3 separate regions of the Homo sapiens genome follow, and all the other regions are linked to region 3. Evidence: read pairs that join two places in POLR2A ChIA-PET (ENCODE). Cell type or tissue: PC-9. All regions are shown on one strand.

Evidence for each region. ChIA-PET counts read pairs that join two places held together with the same protein. Peaks named below come from ENCODE experiments on the same cell type or tissue, not always from the same donor. Only the 100,000 strongest peaks of a DNase experiment are listed, where the experiment ranks them.
Region 1: POLR2A ChIA-PET joins it to region 3 with 5 read pairs; 1 of 35 experiments calls an interaction of 5 or more read pairs at or near these places.
Region 2: POLR2A ChIA-PET joins it to region 3 with 5 read pairs; 2 of 35 experiments call an interaction of 5 or more read pairs at or near these places.

Annotation. Positions count from the first base shown.
Region 1 is chr2:44,512,080-44,520,079 of GRCh38, forward strand. All of the region lies in intron 3 of CAMKMT (calmodulin-lysine N-methyltransferase), which reads left to right. Among named protein-coding and RNA genes, the nearest start is that of CAMKMT, 150 kb to the left of the region's middle. In PC-9, no CTCF peak of the experiment used is centred here; a DNase peak (open chromatin) is centred at 3,522.
Region 2 is chr2:43,929,757-43,937,756 of GRCh38, forward strand. It overlaps LRPPRC (leucine rich pentatricopeptide repeat containing), which reads right to left. Exons shown (of 38, transcript NM_133259.4): 24 at 4,998-5,122; 25 at 4,434-4,540. Among named protein-coding and RNA genes, the nearest start is that of LRPPRC, 62 kb to the right of the region's middle. In PC-9, no CTCF peak of the experiment used is centred here; no DNase peak of the experiment used is centred here; H3K27ac peaks cover 1,070 bases.
Region 3 is chr2:44,596,345-44,604,344 of GRCh38, forward strand. All of the region lies in intron 3 of CAMKMT (calmodulin-lysine N-methyltransferase), which reads left to right. Among named protein-coding and RNA genes, the nearest start is that of CAMKMT, 240 kb to the left of the region's middle. RefSeq lists a silencer at 400-449. In PC-9, no CTCF peak of the experiment used is centred here; DNase peaks (open chromatin) are centred at 2,207, 2,587 and 3,007; H3K4me3 peaks cover 1,071 bases; H3K27ac peaks cover 1,982 bases.

The sequences.
Region 1 (8,000 bases), 84 kb before region 3:
TACGTCAGCCATGACACTTGTAGTCACTGCTGCTACCACTTACCAAGGAACTCAGACTCCAGGCTGCCACTACCTTGCAGGACAATATTAGCTGATGCTTGACCATGTCTATGTAATTTTGTACACAAGACAAAAAAGGGGCAAAAAGTTACTAGCTCCTCCCCTTAGCCAACATTTTGACTTTGGACAAATAAGTTCACCTTTCTGTTTCTCATTTTCTTTATAAACTGAGGCTAATAAATCATAGGTTTGCTGTAGGGATGAAATAAGAAAACATATAAAGCACTTAGCATAGCACCTGGCATGTTGTAAGCATTAAATGAGTGGCAGCCATTATTATTATTTTCTAGCTTTTATGGATGTATTTTACACATGGCACAAAATTGTACTTTCATTTATCTCATTTTGACAGTATACCTCTTCTTCTGACCTACAGGTACCTAAATTTAAAGAACAGTTTTTCCTACCCTTTCATTGTTGCTAGCCTTTCAAGAGTCTCCTACTTTTTTTGTGCTTTCTCAATTCCTGTATGATGTTTCTAAACTACAATAAATTAAAGCTAGTATTTCTTCTCTATTGGAAGGCCAGCTGGTTAAAGACAACATCAAAATATCTATACCTAAATCTGTATGAAATTTTGAAAGACATGATGTATAGTCAACTTACAATGGGCTTCATTATACTTGCTTAAAATTATATTTTTATTTGATTTATATTTTCAATGTTTTTTTCTTAAGATAAATGCAAACCAACTTCCATTCTCAAAGCAAATAAAATAAATGTCAGTATTCCTAGGATCTCCTGAAGAGCTTGGAATGATATGATGTATGCTGTCCCCCATCTGTATGGATGAAGCCAGTTCAGGAAAACAAAAACAAAATATCTATTTAATTACATTTGGTGTTAATCTTTTCACAAGCAGTCCTGCATTTTCATGGAATTAAAAAACATTCTGATGAGAGCTTTGGTAATAAAACATTCTGATGAGTGCTTTGGTAATTTGCTGTATGTGTTTATTTTCACATCTATGCTAGCTATTGATCACAATTTCCAAGCCATTTAGAGGGAGAAATGCCCTCAGGCCGCTCTTCTGTGTGGCCTACTGCAGACAGCCAAATTACCCCACTGACAGGCCCCTTCCTGCACCCACCCCCACCCACCCAATACCTTATTCTTCACACAGAATGCGACAAGGGCCAAAGGAGAGGGGGACTGGAACATAGGAGTGTGACTAGTACATAGTAGTAGCTCGATAACTGTTGTTGAATTAATGAATTAACAAATGAACAAATTATGTTTCTAGTACACTATGACTGCTAGTAAGGTCAGAGCTCAATTTGCTATTCCATTGCATCAGCTAGGATAGTGTCTGATATACCTTATCTCTATTCCTACTTGTTTTTGAATTTTTATTATCCTGCTTATGGATGCTTTAATATCATAAGCTCCTTCCCATGTTTGGACTGTGAAACTTAAGAAAGATGTTTCAAGTTCTTGGTACACAAGAAAGGAGAGCTCCTCTCGGGACCATAGGCCAGTTCCAAATGCGCCTTCTTCTAATCATAGCCCACAGAACTTACTTCTCTTTCCCTTCTTGGGTAGGAGCACTGGAAAGGACATCTTCAATCACTATGGATGTTGACTTATTCTGACAGTGCAGAGCAGTGTGCCGTAAAATCTGGGGCAGACATTTCCCCCAACTTCCAATATAGAAGAGAAAAAATTACTAAGAAAATCCTGGCCAGGAATGGTGGCTCACACCTGTAATCACAGCACTTTGGAAGGCTGAGGTGGGCAGATCGCTTGAGCCCAGGAGTTCAAGACCAGCCTGGGCAACATGATGAAACCCCGTCTCTACAAAAAAATGTAAAACTTAGCCAGGCATGGTAGTGCATGCCTGTAGTTTCAGCTATTTGGGAGTCTGAGGTGGGAGAATCACCTGGGTTCGGGAGGTGGAGTTTGCAATGAGTTGAGATTGCGCCACTACACTCTAGCCTGGGTGACAGAGCGAGACCCTGTCTCAAAAAAAAAAAAAAAAGAAAATCCTTCAGTGCTTAGAGAAATCAGAGGGTGAATGGTTATATAGAAGCCAGCAGGAAAAGCATCATTAGAGGAGGTGAAGAATCTGAATTAATTGTCCGGGGCTAGGACCTATATCCAAGAAGGGCAAATGTGTTTAGGAGTAACATAAAACTTAATGTTTATGCCAGATGATGTAGGAAAAATAACTTCTGCCAGACCTTGGTGACTGACTAGATAGAGAGGCTGATAAAGAGGTGAGCCTATTGAATGAAGCATTTTTAGTATGGCATGATATAGGTGGCCCAGAGTGTCTCGAGTTTGCCCAAGCTTTTTCCTCTCTAAGAACTAACCAAGCCTAGTGCTTCTTTGCTCTGAGAGCAGGCGGACATTGGTTTATGGTGGCTAGTTTGTACTAGGTAGAAAGGCAAAAGAGGGAATGCTACATGGATTAATCAAGGATGTCCAATTCTAAAACAAAGGATGCTGAGATGACAAGAAAGGCCAAGGAAGAACTATTGAGATTGTAAATGCCCTGAGAGCAGGGACCTTTTCTGTCTTGTTCACTGCTCTGTTTCCAGCTCCTAGACTAGGGCCTGACACATGGCAGATAGAGTAAGTAAGTTTGAATGACTACATTAATAGGAGAAACTTTTGAAAGATAAAATGCAAGGTCAATTATATGCAACGGTTGTTGCTATAGCAATGATATTCGTGCCTAGATTCTTCCCCATATCCTTCCTGAATATTTTAAGATAAGTATATATAAAAGGAATATGATGGATACTCATAAATCATAGGATATGGCTGCTATGACTTATGGGATGGGACAGATGAGAACTTGGTATATTTACGAGAAAGGGAACTGCATAGCCTCTGAGAAGTTGGGTAGTCCTGTGTAGACCACTCACTTATTTCTACCAGGCCAAGAGGCAAATAAAGCTGACCTGATATACTTTTGTGTCTTAATCTCTATGTTTTAACTCTAAGGGGTGGGAGAAGCCAGTGGCTAGGGAAAGACAGAGGTTTTAGGATTAACATCACAATATTAGCTACAGAGATTTTACCTAGAAGTAACTGGAGCCTCATTTGTGTTTTGAATTTCCATAAGGGAGGGTTTGATATACTGCCAGATCAGTACTGGCTTTGGTGTCTGAAAGCTTTTTGGGAGAGTGGCTCTGGTCACTAGTAGAGGCTTTTCAGTGGGACTGGGAGGAGTTAGGTAGAACTTTGGATTTGGGTATAAAGGGACTTGTAAAACTCAGTCAAAATGCTTACAATCTGGCAAAGGTAGCTCTTCAGGCTCTGGTAAGGGATATCTATAATCTCTGTGGAATATCTTAGAACACATGGGATTAGGGGAGTTACATGATCAATGGAATAGGCAATTCATTCACCTGTCAGTCACAGAGATCTTACTTCTAGGGAAAATCTGAAATTGGAGGACTTACTCTGTTACATGAATCAAAGATATGACCTTGAAAAATGGGAGTAACCATGGCACCAGTGAGTGAGTCAGTGATTTGGGAGGGGAAACTGGTTTGGGAAGAAGGATTATCATTTCGGTTTTAGAAATTCTGAGTTTAAAGCTACAGCACATGTTGAAATTTGTAGTAGACAGCTGGGAGGAACTAATGGAAGCTTAGGTGAGAAGACAAGTTAGGGGTTGTTAGCTCTGTCTTCTTCTTTGTCCAACTCCTCTGAGAAAGCAGAAAGTAAAGATGCCAGCTTTAGTCTGTGGCTACTTAGTTTTTAGGCCCTTTACCTATTTTTAGTCTAAGACATTGCTGGGATACATCAAATGGGGAGAGCACAAGCAGTTGCATCTATTTATGAGAAAGAACAAGTCTAAAGAATGAGAGTCACGGAGAAGCAATTTTCTTTGCATTTTATTTTTATTTTTATTTTTTGAGAACTTCTCATTATTACCAAGCTTCTGTCAGGAAATATGTACTAGAAGCCAAACAAAATTATTTCATTGCTTACGGTGAAATGTACCAGGGGTGCTGATGGGCAAAAAAGAGCGCCTCATATGAAACACCAAATGTTCCAGTAATCCTGTTCCAAACCATGCCCGTTTACTTAAAATTTCTTTCACAGTTCACGTTAGACTCATGCAGTAAATAAATTAAGTACCTTTCCCACTGCGAGTTTTTTAGAAACACTTAATGAAGTAAATGCCACAGTGTTAGGCCAGGGGGAAGCCATGCAGTTAAATTATTTTTAGCATGCATTTTCTAGTTTAATTTTTGTTGGTTTCTTTTGATCTGGGCTTGAGTCTTAGCCAGATAGTGTGATTCAGGGGACAGAGGACATGGATGAAAGAGAGGTTTGTCTTTACTGCCTAGTGAATATAACTAAGGGAAGCTTCTTTTTTTTCCCAAATGTTAAAAAATTTTGTCCCTCTCTAAATATATTTAGGATTGCCTCTCTAAATATCAAAATAATTCTATTTGGGATAGCTATAAAGAGATATACTATTAACTCATTACCCTTGAATATTTAGAAAAGCTCTGTATGTTTAATTTTAATTATATGGCCTTTCAATAAAAGTATTATATATGCTATTTTTAAAATACTTAAAAACATAAGATTATTTTAAATATAGTTTAATCTTTCTAATTAAGGATGTTTCTTGAGATTTTTTTTTTTTTTTTTTTTGAGACGGAGTCTCACTCTGTCACCCAGGTTGGAGTACAATGGCACAATCTCAGCTCATTGCAACACCCGCCTCCTGGTTTCAAGCGATTCTCCTGCCTCAGCCTCCCGAGTAGCAGGGATTACAGGCATGTGCCACCACGCCCAGCTAATTTTTGTACTTTTAGTGGAGATGGGGTTTCACCATGTTGGTCAGGCTGGATTCAAACTCCTGACCTCAAATGATCCACCTGTCTCAGCCTCCCAAAGTGCTGGGATTACAGGCATGAGCCACCCTGCCCGGCCTTGTGGTTTTGAAGAGCTTGAATCATCATTTTGAGAATTAAATGATTATTATATTATAAATGTGCATAAGTGTTTGTTAATGAAATTTCTGATTAATATTTCCTTTTAAAAAAACAGGAACTATAACCACATTCTTTTAATAGCTAAAAGCATTTGTTAAAGTGACCAAAAATAATTGTTTCAAAAATTTTTTTTTGAATGAAGACAACGCAAAAATGTATCAGAGAAGATACACTGTGTCTGGAAACAATCTGTGTCTAGAAAGAAGTCTTCAATTTTGATTAATATGTTTTATGAGCAACTTAAGAATTAATGCAATATGTTAGGTAAAATACAGCAATAATTTTTCATTGCTAAATTGTTCAGCAGACTCTCCTAATTTTCAAGGGGTGTGCTGTTGTGAGTATGGGATTTTATTCTGAAGGAACAAAAACCAAAGTCAAAAAGATGGTTTCCTTTTTGCACAGAACTCTCTAATACCTCTGTCACTATCTCAACAGGGAGTGGTGCTTCTTATTTTAACTTGAAGAGTATAGTGAGGACTGTCCAGCCTTTCTGCAATCTCCAAGTAATCAGAAAGTATTGAAAGGTGTAATAGGAACAAAGTGGAAAACGGCAGTATCCTCAAGTTACAGGCCAAATTGGTAACCCTAAGAGAAAGATTTTGACAGCCATAAATATTTCATCTCTCAAGGCCCTGATGCTACTGTGTGAGAGCAATTTAGTTAGAAAGATCATCAACAATTAGTTGACATCTCTATCACACCTATTACTGAGTTGAAATTTCACTGACATGAATAATAAGGGGTCTTGTTTGACATTTAGCAGTTTAATTAATTTGTTTCCTAAAGTGAATGATGTTTTACACTGTGATTTTTCAATACCCCGTCTCCATACACTTGAATTTTTTTATTTTGCTTTTCTTGGGGAAACCAGTTAATTTTCCTTTTCACTTAACAAACTACCTACCCATCTTGGCTCTGGTGCCAGCCAGTGTTTTGTGGGGCTTAGGGGGCGGGGATAGTGTGGGGAAATTGAGGAAGTGCTGCAGATCATCCTCTACTATTCAATTTTGGAGGAGAGATAATGTAGGAGTATGGAAAAGGAAAACAAAAACACTTTTTTTTTTCAAGAAAATTTAGTACTTTTTGGCATTATTGTTAGACAAAAATACAAGTCTTGTCTCTCTGGTTATTCTAGTCATCGAGAATCAACAAGGAAGGGGCCGTTATGGGTAGTCATTGCCTGCCATGTGGCATAACTATTTGCATTATTCTTTATATATTACTGGCTTTATTGGTTTCTGTACACCTTCAAGATATGTTGTATATTAATGTGATTTCTGTAATGCTATTTTTGAAAATAAAAAACATAATGTTTGCTAAAGGTCACTTCTAAAACAGCTGATGTGAAAGTAGGAGGAATAATCCAATGTAACAATAGAACACATGAATCTACTGTATATTCTTACAGATAAAAATAGACTTTTGAAAAATTAGTCAACTCAATTAAATTATTTACTCTAATTACCTCTATACAAACCCCTAAATACCTACCTTAAGCTGCTTCCCTTTGCAGAGTTTTTTAAAAACCGAAGATATGTGGAAAAGCTATTTCTCTCCCACTCTAAACTGTAGGTCATGAAGGTAAATGATATTCTGTATTCGCCAGAGTGCAAGTGTCCTTAACTACCTGATGATGATGTATATTTCTGATGGATGGGGCTTAGCTAGGTAGACGTACCCAGATGAAATCAAGTGAGTGCATATTCATGACACATGTGAGTGGGAAGAATGTCTTAGAACATGTCATGCTGAAGAGACAATGCTGAAGTGTTGAAGGTTGAATGTTAAAAGGGGAAGATAGGCTCCAGCTTTTGGAGGAAAGGCAGTCCAGTATATACCTACCATAATGATACTTCTTTCCGTGTTGTCGGTTCTTATTTTATAATGGTGTCTAAAAAATAAACAGGTACCACTACTTTACTAACCTGCTTTTAGACCAAATGTAATGAAAGTGATACGGAACTGATTTTTAACTATTGAACCTCTAGGATAGATGAACTCTTAATGCTATCACAAACCACCATGAGATACTTCAGCATAATAGAGTGCTAGCAAAGTTGAAATTGCTGCTATTGTGTATCTCAGACTTGTTAAAGCTGTTCCAGACTCATGGTGAAATAGATTGCTTTCTTCTACTGGTGGACATTGAACTTTTTCCCTCTATACATGTGTTTATAAACAAACAGTGACATAAACTTTTCCATTGGAACATATTTTGAAGCAGAGATATGTGTTTGTAGAGAGCATTATATATATCATTTAAATGTATTTTTTTTCCAAAACAAGTTTCCAGGTCATAATTTTGAACCTGTATAATTTTCATTATGATTTTCCTGTCTGAACTGAAAGGCCATGCAATAAGTGAAAATATTTTATGTTTATTTTTGTTAAGTACCTCTCCCTCTCTGCCTTAGTACGAGGCATAGCAAGGAAGGATTAAGGATAATTTCATAAAGATAATTAAACATAAGCCTTGAGTGACTTCTTTCTATCAGAAAGACTTCAGAAAGGAAAGAGTTGAATTAGCATGGTATGTTTAAAAACGAAACAAAACAAAAAAGTGTGACTTAGGACACAGGAGATGTACGTTACTAAAAAGTTTTACTATGTGCCGGGCACTGTGCTTCAAACTCAACATGCACTATTTCATTTGGTCCCAACAACCCAGTGAGGTAGTTGTATTATCTTAATTTTGTACATGGTGGCATGATCATAGCTGAGAATTCCTGGGCTCAAGTGATCCTTCTGCCTCAGCCTCCTGAGTAGCTGGGACTACAGGTGCACAGCATCATTTCCAGATAGTTTTTAAATTTTAGTTGAGATGGCCGGGCGCGGTGGCTCATGCCTGTAATCCCAGCACTTTGGGAGGCTGAGGCGGGCGGATCACGAGGTCAGGAGATCGAAACCATCCTGGCTAACACGGTGAAACCCTGTCTCAACTAAAAATACAAAAAAAAAAAAAATTAGCCAGGC
Region 2 (8,000 bases), 670 kb before region 3:
TTCCAAGATAGACTTGAAGACCATGTATAATAAGGAGGAAAATATGGCTGAGCAAGTCCAATTAACAAACTATCATGAACTAAAAAATTATCCACTTGACCAGGTGTTATAGGAGATACTAAACTAACTCACAAAAGGGGGTATATATTTACATGAGAACTGACATATCCTGAAATTTTGGAGGACAAAACAAAAACAAACAAACAAACAAACAAACAAACAAACAAACCCTAGCTCTAAAATCCACTGTCTGTGTATACGATCCACGCTGGCTTATTAAGGAAGGCAAATGGGATAAAAATTCCTGAATCAGATCTGGAAAAGAACAAAAGGAAGAGTAACAAAGACTGGGAGATCACTGGAATCCAAGCTTTTGGTCTTAAATCAAAAGCCATCAAAAGAGAGTTTTTCCCCCACTGAGAAGAGATCAAAATGTACTCCGGCTGCACCGTGATGGAAAGGCAAAACAGCAGATAGGGAGAGAGGGAAAAGTCAAGAAAGAGGAATTCCGGAGAAAGGGTAAGTTATTTTCGACAGTTCAGATATTGAGGGGTCATGAGATCATGGACGTAGGATGGTACAGAGGAACCAATAGAAAACAGAAACTCAGGGCCTGGTTTCAAATTCCGTAACTACTATACGTTGAGTATCCCTTATCCAAAACGCTTGGGACCAGAAGCGTTCCAGATTTCAGATTTTTCTGACTTTTGGAATATCTGTATTATTTACTGGTTGAACATCCCAAATTCGAAAATCCAAAATCTTGTAAGCATTATTTTTAATGGCCACATCATTCCATTTCATAAACAAACTGGAGTTCATTTGCGCCCTTTCTCCTTTGAGAAAAACTTTCACTGTTACAGGTAATAATCATAATTTACATCTTTACCTACTTTGGTTTTCAGATGATTTACTTAGGATCATTTCTCAAAAGTGGGTCAAATGTCATTACCATTTTGAAAGCCCCTGATACACAAAGACAGTAATGTTGTTATGTCTTTAAGGATGGGACCTCCTTTATGGTTCCTGGTAGCAGAGCCAGAACTAAAACTCAGGGTTCGTGAGTTCTAGTCCAATACTCCTATTGCTAGAAATTATGGTAAAAGAAGGTATTTCTCTGTAAACAAACAAACAGAAAAATGACTTCCTTCTTTTAGTCTATGACCTTTTCAGGTACTTCATTTACCTCCCAGGAAGACAGTGTTGCAGACCATACAAATAAAGTATCACTTTTTGGGTTACTCATTCTTTTTTTTCCAAGACCAGACATTAAATCCAGGGAAAGATTATATATACAAGCAAAAAAGTTAAATGATGTATGAAATGTTACCATATTAAAGGTTTCTATCAAGAAATATATTATTTAATTTAACTCTTAGCCCTTTGAGTAGTTCTGCAATCACTTACTAAATGCCTGTCATGTGCCAGGCACTGCTAGGTTCTCAGAACCAACACAAAGATGAGAAAAAAGTTCTGCTTTAAACTTAGCATTTCGTATTCTAACCTCTTCCCTTGGGTTTGATTCCCAAGAGTTCTTAAGACAGCCTACAGAGGATGTATCTGCAGAAGAGACAGAAGGGTTGACCTCTACACAGTAAAGAATGGCATAGAGAAGGAAGGGAATCAAACTAGCATTTATTAAATGTCTGATAATGTACCAGACAATCCAGATGTCATTTTATTAGTGTTATCTAATAAGAGTTCTGAGAGGCAGAAGAACGATAAAGGGAGGAACCTCTTTGCTGCCTCAGGGCCCTCACACAGGCAGTTCCTTCTGCCTGGAATGCTTTTGTCTCTACTCTAAGTGCAGACGCACAATTCATCTTTTAATTCTCACCCTAAACACTGCTACACTCAAAATTAAGGTAATGGTGGTGGATTTTTATGACACTTTACTCAGTCATCTCAAATGCTATGTAAATGACGGAGAGAGACCTGAGTTAACAGAAAATAGGGTGAATTAACATAGGTACAAGATAAATGAAGCTCTTAGATCTGATAGAGAATCTCCTGTCATGAACCCTTAAAGGTGGCATTGGCAGATTTCTTCATCTGAAACCTCCAGAATGAAGCTCTTTAGCAAAGGTGATTGATAGCATTTGCATGGCTTCCCAGTTGGACCAGTTTCCCCTTCCCTCCTTCCTTTCCTTCTCAGTCTTTCTCCCTTCCCTTCATTCTAGTCAAAGAGATAGACCTTTAAAAAGAGAATCTACAGAATGTAGTAATTGCTATAAGATGAAGTGTTGTAGAAAGGACTTTTTTCAGACTAGGTCTTTCTGAGGATTGCTTGTGCCCAGGAGATCAAGGCTGCAGTAAGCTAAGCCACCACTGTACTACAGCCTGGCTAACAAAGCAAGACCCTGTCTCAAAAAAAAAAAAAAAAAAAAAAAAAAAAAAGACTGGAGACTGTCAAATATACTACATATAACACATGATACATGTATGCCAATTCATCTTAAAAACAAACAAACAAAAAAACAGGTGATATTTACACATTGAACCTTGCCTATATCTTTCTTCATTTAATGAGCTTATGACTGGTTTATCTAATTATTTCCACAACGCTTCAAATACACAGCAGCTCTGTAAATTCAACCATAGTGAATCTACCCAATGATAAGACACTATTGCTTTTTTTGGGAATGATAAAAATGTTGCTCATGACTTGTAGTATTCTTTCTGTAAAGCTATTCTTCACCCTTTAAAAAATTTTGTACACACCTACTACGAAAATTCTGTCATCAGCAGACAGCCATTCCTAAATGTGGTTGTACTGTGGCAAAGCTCTAAGTAATTAAGAGGCAGTCTTCTCTTGCCTATTCATGTGGCAAACATGTACCTTATGCTGAACATCATATTTTGAATTATGTGAGGTAAAGAAGACAACACAATCCCTACCTTTAAGGGGCAAAGGGAATTAATATTATTGATCACTTACCATAATCCAGGAAACATGCAAGCTGCTTTACATACATTATGTGATTGAATCTTAAAGACAGATATTATGTTCTCTTTTATACATGAGGAAGCTTAGAAAGGTTTAATAACTTGTCCATTATCACATAAGCAGGTAGATGGCAAAACAAGAAATCACTCTTCTGCCTCTGGCTCTATTACACCTTACTACACAAAGACAGGCACATGCATTCCTCCTGCAGAACCTCTCAGAGCTGAGCTTCATTTCCGCTCTGATCAGTGACCTGCTAATACTGACACTGTACCTACAGAGGAGCAGAACTCAATAGCCAGACAGCTCTTCTCACATTTGGATTCACTGTACTTTCAGAAGCGAATGTGGAAGAAAAATTATACCATTTTCTAGAAAATGTAAATGAACCACTTAAGCTACAGAAGCACCTGTCCAAGATAGCACGATAGCATGCCCCACTGTCTGCTGACAAGTGGGCAGATTGAGTCATAAAATGGAAAGAGAAGAAAGTTCTGAATTGATTTCACAGTCCTCCTTTTCTATACTACACCGTTCTCTTCTTCAAAAAACATCAGGAGGAAAAAAATACAGTTTTCTGGGTTGTGTGCCTATATTTTCAGTTTCATGATAAGCAGTCATCAATACACAAATAAAGAGGTCAAACACCACTTTTGCATCCTGTCCCCTGTATATTTTTGGAAAACGACATTGACCAAAAGCGAAGTATAATCTGAGAAAACCCATGATTACTGATGTATTTATAAGTTAACAGTTTTAATCACATGAAATAATTTTTCTTAAGGCAATGGGTCCATCTTCTGCGGAATGTTTTGTTTTCTTAGTGGACACAGAATTGTTTAATAGTGAAATTAATCACAATTTGGACAGACTTTATAGTTGGCCCTTGACTTATCAATTCCACTAAGCAAAATTTAGTAAAGCCTAGATAAAATATACTAATCCTAAATAGGCCAGGTTTGTCACCTACCATTTCCCATAAGCTGCTTAGCATAGTGGAAAAAAAAAGAAGAAGAAAATTTAAATTAAATGCCAAACAGTTGCAGACAGCACTTGTTTGGCTGATTAACTTGTAGACAAGCATTACAAATAAATCTTGAGCATGGTCTGCAGCAAATTAAATTCCACTGCTTTTAAGAACAAAGAATTCTTTGGCAAAGAGGATTAGCAACTTTACACCCAGGAATGCCAGTTTAATTTAATTGTTCCACAATCCAAGATTTAATATGCAAATATCATTTTGATATATAATAGTGAATTTAACAAAGTGAGGAAACAAATTTAATATACAACCAGACTGCCTTTTCTGAACTGTAATTATATACAATAAAGAAGCTGGCCGAGATCCCCCTCCCCCAACATTACTGGGATTGAATTCTATTAACATGAATCAGAACAAGTGTAATTAAAGGTTAAAATTTTTAAATGTATTCTAATTAAGAGTCTAAATAGCTCTACAATTAGAACACTGTAGTTAAAATCACACCTCAATGATCTTCTTGGCCTCTTTGTAATTTCCTGTTTGTAGGAAGGCAAAGAAGAGATCATAGAGCATCACCATTTCACCTTGTTCTTGGCTCACAAAGTCCATTGCTAGGTAGGAGAGAAAAAAATATATATATTAGGAGAAAAAAAAACCCAGAAAAACAGTATCATATGAAGTTCCAGACAAATACAAGAAAAATTTATTTTAAAAACAAATATTAAGAATAACTTAAAGAATATAGCTATATCGACTAATTAAGTACCTAACAGAGTAGCTACAAAGAGAACTAGTGAGGATAAGGGTAAAAAAAATCTTCATAAAGGCAGATCACCAAGAATTAGAACACAAAAATAACAGACATTTTTTCAAAATGAACAGTTACTAAAATCAAGAACATGTATAATATTGGAAATCTACCTGATATTTTTCTTTTAGATTTCACAAGTATAAAGAAAGTTTATCTGAATGTGCTGGCCTTCTGCTGGTTTCTCTTAACAATACACTAAGATTAAATCAGCAAGAAGGGAAAAAAAAACTACATTAAGATACTAGAAAGTGACTCACCTTTCTGAATTAGATCAGTCTCGCCTTTCTCTACCAGTTTACACAAGACATCATGAATCCTTGGTAATACTTTATACTTTTCATAGCAGTCAATGGCGACCTCAAGAGCAGTAGATAGGTCGCCCCTTAGAAACAAAAAAATTAGCAATGAATAAAATAAATCGAATTCAGCTTAGTCTCTTAGTAATACTTTAGAGAGATGTTTAATGACCAGTTAATATGTAAACAACTGAGCTTTACTTAAGGTAGAAAACCACAAAGCTAAAATGGGGGAAAAAAAGAAACAATCTTTATATATAAGTAAATGTTCAGAAAACATACATCATCAGCAATCCACTATTTACCCTGCTTCATCTTTTATTATTTCGTGTGTTAAAGGGTACTTTATAAAAAAGTCCAAATAGATTAAGGCATTCTCTGATTTTACTGTAAATTCTGACTTTATGTAGAAAGTTGCTGTAAGAATGTATTACTTCTGAAAGCAAGGACTACCGTCAAATACTTTTTTCCAATCACTTACGTGCCTTTAACAATTGTATCTCAATAATTTCAGATTTGGTAAACGTTATTAAATGTCCACCAATAGCTAATAAGGAATTTTCAAGAACTTTTTCATCTTTATCATAATATTTTCTGTACTGTCACCTTACTAGCCAAGTAGGAAATAACCTCAAGTTTCATATATATGGGAACTTACTATTATGAAAACTAGGATATTCGTGTTGGTCAGTGAATTCTAGAAGAATTCTAAATACTTTTTTCATTAAAGGGTAAGCTTTTAAAAATTATTTCCAATTACAAAGTCAAGCCTTCTTTTATGTGAGAAATTAAAATAAAAAGACACTGTCATTAAATCAGTTTCTTAAACAACAGTGTGGTACTATATTCTTGTGGGTCCTTAAGAAGTATTTTCCCCCCATAAAAGGACAATTTGCTTTCAATTTACTTTAACCCTGTCTTTATTAAAAGTTTTTTTGTAATTTCTCTCTTACCATACTGAAATAAAATTCACAGGTAATATAAAAAAAATAAAATAAAAGGACAATGTTAGTATGAGAAATATTTAAGACCTTGCAAGACCAGGTGCGGTGGCTCATGCCTGTAATCCCAGCACTTTGGGAGGCCAAGGAGGGCGGATCACCTGAGGTGGAGAAACCCCATCTCTATTAAAAATATAAAATTAGCCGGGCGTGATGGCGCATGCCTGTAATCCCAGCTACTCGGGGGGCTGAGGAGGGAGAATCCCTTGAACCCGGGAGGTGGAGGTTGCAGTGAGCTGAGATCGTGCCATTGCACTCCAGCCTGGGCAACAAAAGTGAAACTCTGTTTCAAAAAAAAAAAAGAAATCCCTTGGAAGAACTATAGAGATTATATGATCCAATTCTACTTGCCACCCCCTTTTACTTTCAAAGAAATAATGAAACTGGGGCATCTAGAGACTGGCTGATTTGACTAAGGCTACCAGGTAAACAGAGGAAGGTACTAGGTAAGCAAGTCGCTGGACTTCCCATTGTCAGTTCAGTACATCTAATTACACATTATGCTTTATTAAAAGCACTGGTATTTGAATAATGTAATAAAGTGGTGCAATTTGGAATAAGAAATTAACGATTTATGAAAAGAGAGTATGAAAGGTATTTTAAAAAGAGGCATGGTTAGAGACATGGCTCCAAGTACAACTAGTGACAATTAGTGAAAATCTTTGTAGAGAATATAAATTTCTCATACACATAACAGTTTTCAAAACCAGAAAGTCCTTTTATACTTCCTGTTAAAGCCTTCACATTTTTGCCTATTATACAAATGTTACATTGCCCTAAGTTGAATTACTATTTTATCAAGATCTGATTTTAAGCTGTACTAAAAAAGTAAAAGACAACGAAGAAATGTTAGTTTTATTGCAATAATAGTGACACAGTGAAAACGAGCCTATCCTGATGGAACTCTTACCTTATCCCCTTACTAAGCCCTGTTTACAGTGCATCTTCTGGCACCCCACAGAGTCATTTGAATTTTTGTCATTTGGGGTGAAGACTAAATTACAGGTTAATTTCAAACTGCAAGTAGATGTTGCAGGCTGGATTACTGTCATAGAAGAGAAATGGTACAGTAGCTACCACATATGATATAAAGCTTTATATAATCAGTATTTTCCCTTACTTCAGACACAGGTTCGGTTATTGCCTTTCTATAACTCTGCTTAACGAAAAACTACTAAAACATTTTTTAAGAGCAAAGCTAACACACATACGATTTTTTTTTAAGTGGCATGATTTGCTTTTCCAGATCAATTCCCAAACTAGAATAGTATTGTCTCAATTGTATTTCCCCCTACATTAGGTCAAAGCTATCAATAAATGAATGAATAATTGTTCTGTCAATCAAAGCGACACGTTAATAGTCTTTGGTCTCCAAATATATGCTTCTGAAGATTATACATGTTCAGAACAACAACAGAAAAAACAAGAATGGCAAAATGGAAATAATTCATATATTTGTCAGTAATTTTAAGAACCAATGTTACTGCTCTTAGGATGCCAACAAAATGAATTAGAAATTTATAATGAAATACCTCATACAAAGTGTACTGGAGATAAAAACAAAGTAAATGACTAGTCAGTTCTTCAGTCCCTATTATCTAATTCGGACTTGTGGTTGGATCATGTCATTTTAAAAGACAAAAATTTACATTCCCCACATAATTTATGTCACTATTAATCTTTCATAATAAAGCTTGAAAACTTAGGTGATGACGGAAATGAAAAATATGTTTAAAAGCACCTAAAATTTGCATTGCTATGAAGATAGCTATGTAGTCATAGGACTTTGGATTTCCATCCCAACTGATAAGAGTACTTATGCTACTCAGCTGTAGCAACGTGATACATTTCTAGAAGTGGTGATGAAAAGCAAATTATCACAACAGCTGAACTCAAGGACATTTGGGTTCCCTCCTAGTTCTAACAGGTTCTATGACTCTGTGCTTATTAGGTTCATCTAAAG
Region 3 (8,000 bases):
AGGCTGAGATGGGAGAATTGCTTAAACCCTGGAGGCGGAGGTTGCAATGAACTAAACATGTGCCACTGCACTCCAGGCTGGGTAACAGAGCGAGACTCTGTCTCAAAAAAAGAAAAAAGAAAAAAAAGAAAAGAAAGAAAAAGACAAATTCTTACATCCATCACAGACCTACTGAAACCCAGTCTGTGGATGAATCCAGAAATCTCTAACAAGCCCCCCATCTGATTCTGTAGTACACACATTTTAGAACCACTGATTTGATCAAATGTAATCTCTTAAAGTCCAGTCCAATTCATCAAGCAGCCAAGGCAGTGGCATCTCTCAAGAGACAATGAGGTCATGATCAGTTTCTCAGTTTCAACTTTGAATTGTGCTTGCATCATCACAGACCTACACCAGTGAACCGTGGAAATCTCACCCCGAGAAAATCCCAGGCAAAAAACTCTGTCAGGAGACTACTGGTTATAAAAATTCTAAGGTTTACTCAGTCATTAAAATTATGCATATATAATAGATTCCTTTCTATTTTCATTGCCAACAGAAAATTGAACATTTGCTTCAACCTTCATGAAATCAAAACTTAGAGAAAAACGATCTTTTTATAAGGAAAATGAGTTATTCCATGTTACTAATTAGATCTTAGCTGTTAAATTTTGGAATGATTAAAATCCTTTTCAATAATTGCAAAATTTGCTTTGATAAAGTCACCCTAGAAGTTGATTATGCAGTGTAGTTTCAAGTTCGTCATGTTGTCTTCTTGGGGACAGCTTTCTGTCTGGGGGTGTCAGTAGTGGCAATCCCCTAAGTGCATGATGGTTGTTGGGTTGATGTAGCCACAAAAGATTTGATAAACTGTGATATGACTGCTTTTATACAGGTCCAACTTCCACATAGACTAGTTAACTCTCTATATAACTAAGTTCCGTCCTTGGCAGATGGATTAATTTGTGAATAATGAATTTCCCTTAGCTACCTCCATACTTCCATTTTGGTTTACTAAATATAGAATCATTTAAGAAATCTGTCCATAATTATTTCCAGTGAATCCACAATTAATAATAACATCAGCCAGTGATATACCAACTTACACAGGGAGCATGTCACATTCTGAACTCTTTGTCAATCCTAATTTACATTCCAGTGAAAATGTGGTAGATGGTGTGTAAGTATGCATATTATAATCCCTTTAGCTCAGAGGTTCTTAACCCTTGCTGTGTCATGAGCCCCTTTGGTATCTTGTGATTCTGCTTATGGATCCCTTCTCAAAATAATGTTACAAGTGTGTTAAATAAAATCCAAAAAGCAATTACATTGAAATACAGTTATCAAAATATGTTTAAAATACAATTGTGGTATAGTAACATATATGCTTCCTTATTATTTTTTGTTTGTTTGTTTGTTTGTCTGTTTTGAGATGGAGTCTTGCTCTTCACCTGGGCTGGAGTGCAGTGGTGCGATCTCAGCTCACTGCAACCTTCACCTCCCTGGTTCAAGCGATTCTCCTGCCTCAGCCTCCTGAGTAGCTGGGATTACAGGCATGCACCACCACCCTGGGCTAATTTTTGTGTTTTTAGTAGAGACGGGGTTTCACCATGTTGGTCAGGCTGGTCTCGAACTCCTGACCTTTTGATCCACCTGCCTCGGCCTCCCAAATTGCTGGGATTACAGGTGTGAGCCACCGCACCCAGCCTATGCTTCCTTATTAATGCCATAAAATAATAAGATCTAGTTGTAGCTCTAATAATGATTATAATTTTTCATTAAGAATGAGCTACTAAATATCATTTCCAAACAAACAATGACAAAAATTATAATGTTAGATGAAAATATTACTGTTCATAGCCTACACTTGTAATATAAGGAAATGCTAAATTTGGTTAGTTTAGTAAAAATAAGAATATTTTTTCCTTGCAAGTTCATGGACCCCCTGAATTCTTTCTATGAATCCTAAGAACCTCTGCCTTCCTTCTGTTAATTTTTAATGAAAATTTAGATTTTAGTCACAAAAACCAAGTTATGCAAAAATAGATTATGAAGGAATATGGGAGAAAAGAAATGAAGTTCCAGTTTTCTCGTGGAATTGGTTGAAAGGCTTTATTCAACATTAAGATATATACACTGTGCATTTTTTTTACTTTCCATTACTTCCTGCTGGAATTAGCATTGTCCTCTTCAATGAGTCACTAATGAACAGCCTGACAAGTATGACTTAATCATACAGCACTTTTAGTCTATGAAACCTACTTAGAATGTTAGCACAAAGTAGAAATACAATGATTAAAGGAGAAACTTATATACTATAATGAAATCTTAGCTCAGAAGAACCTAATTTGCAGCAAGCTTAGGACCTTTAAAATCAGAAGTCCTTTGGGTCTTGTCTTAGCAACTTACTTGTTAAAGGCTCTGGGTGGGGAGGTGGTTGTGAGGCGATATAAGAAAATGAAAAGAAGGAATAAATAAAGTCATGGTTTCACAATGTGAAGTTCAAAAAGGCTATATACCATCACAGGTGTTCAGTACATATACCAAACCTCATATTTACAAGTTGCTAACTGGAATTGCATGATTAGATTGAGTAATCACACGTGTCGGTAAAAAGCTGTAATTACCTAAGAAAAGCATAGCATTTTTGTCTGTGCAGGGCTCACCTATTTCGTATGTCTTTAAAACTTTGACCAATTATAAATCTTTTAGCAAGGTAGAGAGTAAAATCCTATATTTTCTGTGGATGTTGACACATGTAAGTTCCTGATCATTATTTATTAAACAATTAGCTTTAACATGTAAGATGGAATGGGAAAAACATTTAAACCTAATGTGAATTGCCTAGGTATGAGAAGCCTTAGAACTTTGTTAGAAATTTCTGTTTTCCATTTCTCAAATACTGTGACCATAACTCATAGTTTATTTATAAATAGAAAGTGACACTTCATAATACCTGGCAGCTTTCAAAACTAGATTATATCTGTCTTTGCCTGAAGGGCTCCAGTAACACTATTGTACAATATTTTCTTCTGACCATCTGGCAGTTCTTAGGAACCAACCTCTGTCAACATTTTATAGCTACTGCACTGGTTACAGCTAATCCTTTCAATGAATGAGCTGGAAAAAATGTAGATACATCAATATCGTTTTCCTTTAGAGCCCATTTAATACATGCCCTGTTATTATTTTGTTTGATAGGGCCATTATCTTCTGTGAGAATGAAAAGTAATTTGTCAGAAGCATTTTTTTAAATTTAAAGATCAATCTATGTAAATTTTTCTTAAATAAAAGAAACCACAGCTTTTTAAAAAAAGAACCTCAAACATAATCATTAAGAGTCTCAGAAATGGGAACTTAGGGCTTAGATTCCACAAACATTTTTAGCTATTATTTTCTAATCTGGGTTCTAACATGTTTAGTCTAATAACCAAGCCTGGATTGGGCTATTTCTGAGAGGATTTTATGTTAACAGTGGAGTTGACACCTTGGCAAGGTTTAAAAAAAAAAAAAAAGTGTATGTTTCTCTTGTTGTTTGCTTTAAGAAACTAGGAAGCAATTCATTCCAATGTGGGAATTTTTATGAATTTTTCTTCAAAACGATTTGGTACTCTATGGACTTTGAATAACTAATGATTTTAAAGTACTTTATTTTGCAGTTTATGAATAAAAGTTGTGGAAACTTTCCAATGTTCTCATTCTAACCTATCTTTACTTCATAAAAACCCATGTTGGTTGAATAATTTTCTTAGAAAGGCTGTTAGTTATTTCTGTATTCTGAAATTTACATTTATCATTGAATTGAAATGGGAAAAGATATTGATCTTTTTTTCAGATTCAGAGTTTAAAACTCTGCTCATAATAACAGATGATAAAAGAGATTCTCCTCAGCTTCACCATTCCATTACATACCACCACTATCATGAGACCAAGATTTTTTTTTTTATTTTTGATTTTTGTGACAGAGTGTCGCTCTGTTGCCCAGTCTGGAGTCCAGTGGCACCATCATAGCTCACTACACCCTCAAACTCCTGGGCTCAGGTGATCCTCCCACCTCAGCCTTCCGAGTAGCTGGGACTACAGGTGCACACCAGCACACCCAGCTAATTTTTGTATTTTTGGTAGAGAGACAGGGTTTTGCCATGTTGCTAAGGCTGGTTTCAAACTCCTGGGCTCAAGCCATCCTTCGACCTCAGCCTCCCAAGCACTGGGATTACAGATGTAAGCCATGGTGCCTGGCCAAGATCAAGTTTTTGACAGAAACCTTTTCTCTGTAAATGTTTTGCACTTTCATATTTAGGTACCTCAACTTGGGCAAGGTTGTTCAGTTAACATATACAGATACAGACACACACGCATATGTGTCTGTGCACACAAACTGTTCCTAGGTTGTTAGATGAAATTGGTTTGTTATTCCTATAGTTTTTTGGTATCAAAATTAATGTTTAAAATTTCTTTAGAGAGTTTTATGGTGACTTTTAGAAAATGTTTTCCCTTTCTTTTCTATCAGATGGAGATTAAAACTACTACAATTATAGTACAATGTTGAGTAGACTCGGGAATTTATGTAAGATGTGGCTAACAATTTTGATAACTGTACATTAGAGTGTGTCAAGACAATGAGGCTTCTTTGATATTGTCTTTTCTTCTTCTAATTACCAGGTTTCTGTCATATCCTAAATTTAGGGAGGGAATAATATTCATCTCCAAATTAAGTATAACATCTAGCTATATTTTGATACTTTTTAGTTGATACATATAATATAACCAATATCAGTTAAAAAGTACCAAAATATAGCCAGATGTTTTACTTAATATATATAAAGGTATGCCATTACTCTTTTAGAAAAAGTCATATGGTGGCTCACGCCTGTAATCCCAGCACTTTGGGAGGCCAAGATGGGCAGATCACCTGAGGTGAGGAGTTTGAGACCAGCCTGACCAACATGGAGAAACCCCATCTCTACTAAAAATACAAAATTAGCCAGGCATGGTGGTACATGCCTCTAATTCCAGCTACTCGGGAGGCTGAGGCAGGAGAATTGCTTGAACCCTGGAGGCGGAGGTTGCGGTGAGCCAAGATTGCGCCATTGCACTCCAGCCTGGGCAACAAGAGTGAAACTCTGTCTCAAAAAAATAATGATAATTAATAAATAAATAATAAATAACAAAATTTTAAAAAATCATAAAATTGGAAGAAACCTAAAGAGGTCGCTAGTATAATTTATTTTCTTGGAGATACTATGTTTCTGGTAAGAGGAAAGCTATAGCCTCTGTTCTCACATGTAGTGACTTTTGTTATCAAATAATTCCATATAGGTAAATAAACTCTTTCTTACTATTCTCTAAATTCCATTCATTATTTTATTTTTTTCTTGCTCTAAGACATTGAATACCTTTGTTTTTTTAAGTTATTTTTAAAACCAGAAGATTTAAACTTAATATTAAACATTTCCTCTCAATTCTCTTAATTACTTTTTAATTTTTCCTACTAAGAAGGACAGTTTGGAAAACACAAAGCTAAAAGGAAAAGTAATCATGATTCCATGTCTAGAGGTAATAGCTTAACATATGTCCTTTGATTGTTTTTTCTCTATATCTGTACTTTTTAAGTTGTGTTTTACAAAAATGATACCATATTGCATATGCTATATTGTAGTCTGCTTTTTAAAAATATATTTATTTATTTATTTATTTGAGACAGGGTCTCACTCTGTCACCCAGGCTGGAGTGTAGTGGTGCCATCTCAGTTCACTGCAACCTCCACCTTTCAGGCTCAAGCGATCCTCCCACCTCAGCCTCTCTAGTAGCTGGGACTACAGGTGCACACCCCCACACCTGGCTGATTTTTGTGTTTTTTGTAGAGATGGGGTTTCACCATGTTGCCCAGTCTCGAACTCCTGAGCTCTAGCTCCCAAAGTGCTGGTATTAGAAGCATGAGCCACCATGCCTGGCCCTGCTTTTAGAAAATTTATTAGCCAATTTTGATAATAAACATTCCTCCACCTATTATTTTTAATGACTACCTAGTATTCTATAGTGTGAATGCACCATAATTTACTCAACCTGTTTTCCAACATTTTTATTAAGAGAACAACAAAAATGTTAAAATAATTTTATAGTAAACACACATATATCCACCATTTAGATTTTACAACTAACATCTTATTATACTTGCTATTAGTCTGTTCTCACACTGCTCTAAAGAACTACCTGAGACTGGGTAATTTATGAAGAAAAGAGATTTAATTGACTCACAGTTCCACAAGCTTAACAGGAAGTATGACTGGGAGGCTTCAGGAAACTTACAATCATGGCGGAAAGTGAAGGGGAAGCAAGCACGTCTTACTACGGCAGAGCTGGAGAGAGAGAGAACAAGGGAGGAAGTGCCACACTTTAAACTATCAGATCTCATGAGAACTCCCTCACAAACATGAGAATAGCATGAGGAAAATTCGCATCCACGATCCAGTGACCTCCCACCAGGTCCCTCCCCTGACACCTGGGGATTACAATTCGACATGAGATTTGGGTGGGGACACAGAGACAAATCGTATCACCTGTTTTATCACATACCAGTCAAACTAGCTATCTCTCCATTATTTTTTGTGTATTGCCAAGTAAGTGGTAGTCATTAGTATATTCCTCTCACCCAAGTATTTAAGCATCATTAACCAGAGTTCAGTATGTGCTTATGTACCCAACCTATATATACACACACACACACATATATAGATACACACACATATATATATGTGTTTATATATATCTTTGTTTTTTGAGACAGAGACTTGCTTTGTCACCCAGGCTGGAGTGCAGCAGCATGATCTTGGCTCACTGCAGCCTCTGCCTCCTGGCTTCAAGCAATTCTCGTGCCTCAGCCTCCTGAGTAGCTGGGATTACGACATGTGCCACCACACCTGGCTAATATTTTGTATTTTTTTAGTAGAGACAGGGTTTCACCATGTTGGCCAGGCTGGTCTTGAACTCCTGGCCTCAAGTGATCCACCCACCTTGGCCTCCCAAAGTGCTGAGATTACAGGCATGAGCCACCAACTGGACCCCCAACCTATATTTTAAAGGATTCTTTTACATTTATTAATTATACATATTTATTAATATAACTGGATCAGCTATATATTGCCACACAACAAAATACCCCAAAATTTAGTGGCTGAAAACAAACAAATACTTTATTTGCTTTTGATTCTGTGGGTCAGCAACATAGGCTAAGGTCAGCTGAGTGATTTTTCTGCTTACTTCACTAGAGTTTTTCATGCAATAATAGTCATCTGGCCATTCCACCAAGGCTGGATGGAGAAAGATGGTCTCACTTGATAAATTCCTGGAATTGGAGTTACTTAATAAAAAGGTATACATACACATAGTCAAATTGCCCTCTTTAATTATTTAAAATGTATTCCCCTGCCCCAGATTCTATTTGCATTCTTTCAATTCAAAGTCAGTAATTTTTTGAGATGCTGGCTGGATTCATTTTAATGAATATATTGAGTATCTCTTGGCTAGGTATTGAGAAGGATACAAGAGAAAGAAATACAAGATATTGACTGTTCTTCAGGAATTTATAATCTAGTTGTGTAGATAACACCAACACTAATAAGATGGTCAAACTGAATTATAAGACCTGGTACAGTTGTCAAATTGCTTACCTCTTTCTCCTCTTCTCACAGGACAGGCTATGTTAATTACTTGACATCTAATAAGTATTCAGTAAATAATTGTTTAGTGTTTATCACTGAATTTAAGAGAAGCTCTGAGTTAAAGTCCTCTAGATGAGGGGTTTTGTTAAAGAGGTGGGCCTTGATATGGCCCTTGAATTAGAGGTACAATTTAGAATTAGATCAAGGAAAGGAATACAGATTTAGTAATCATTTTCTTAAAATCTGTTTTATTTTGTATGTATGGCTAGAAATTACTTTTCTTGTTTGTTTACTATAAACACAAGACTATCTGCTAAATATTTCCCTACTGAGTTCATAACTAAGATTGCCAAAGTG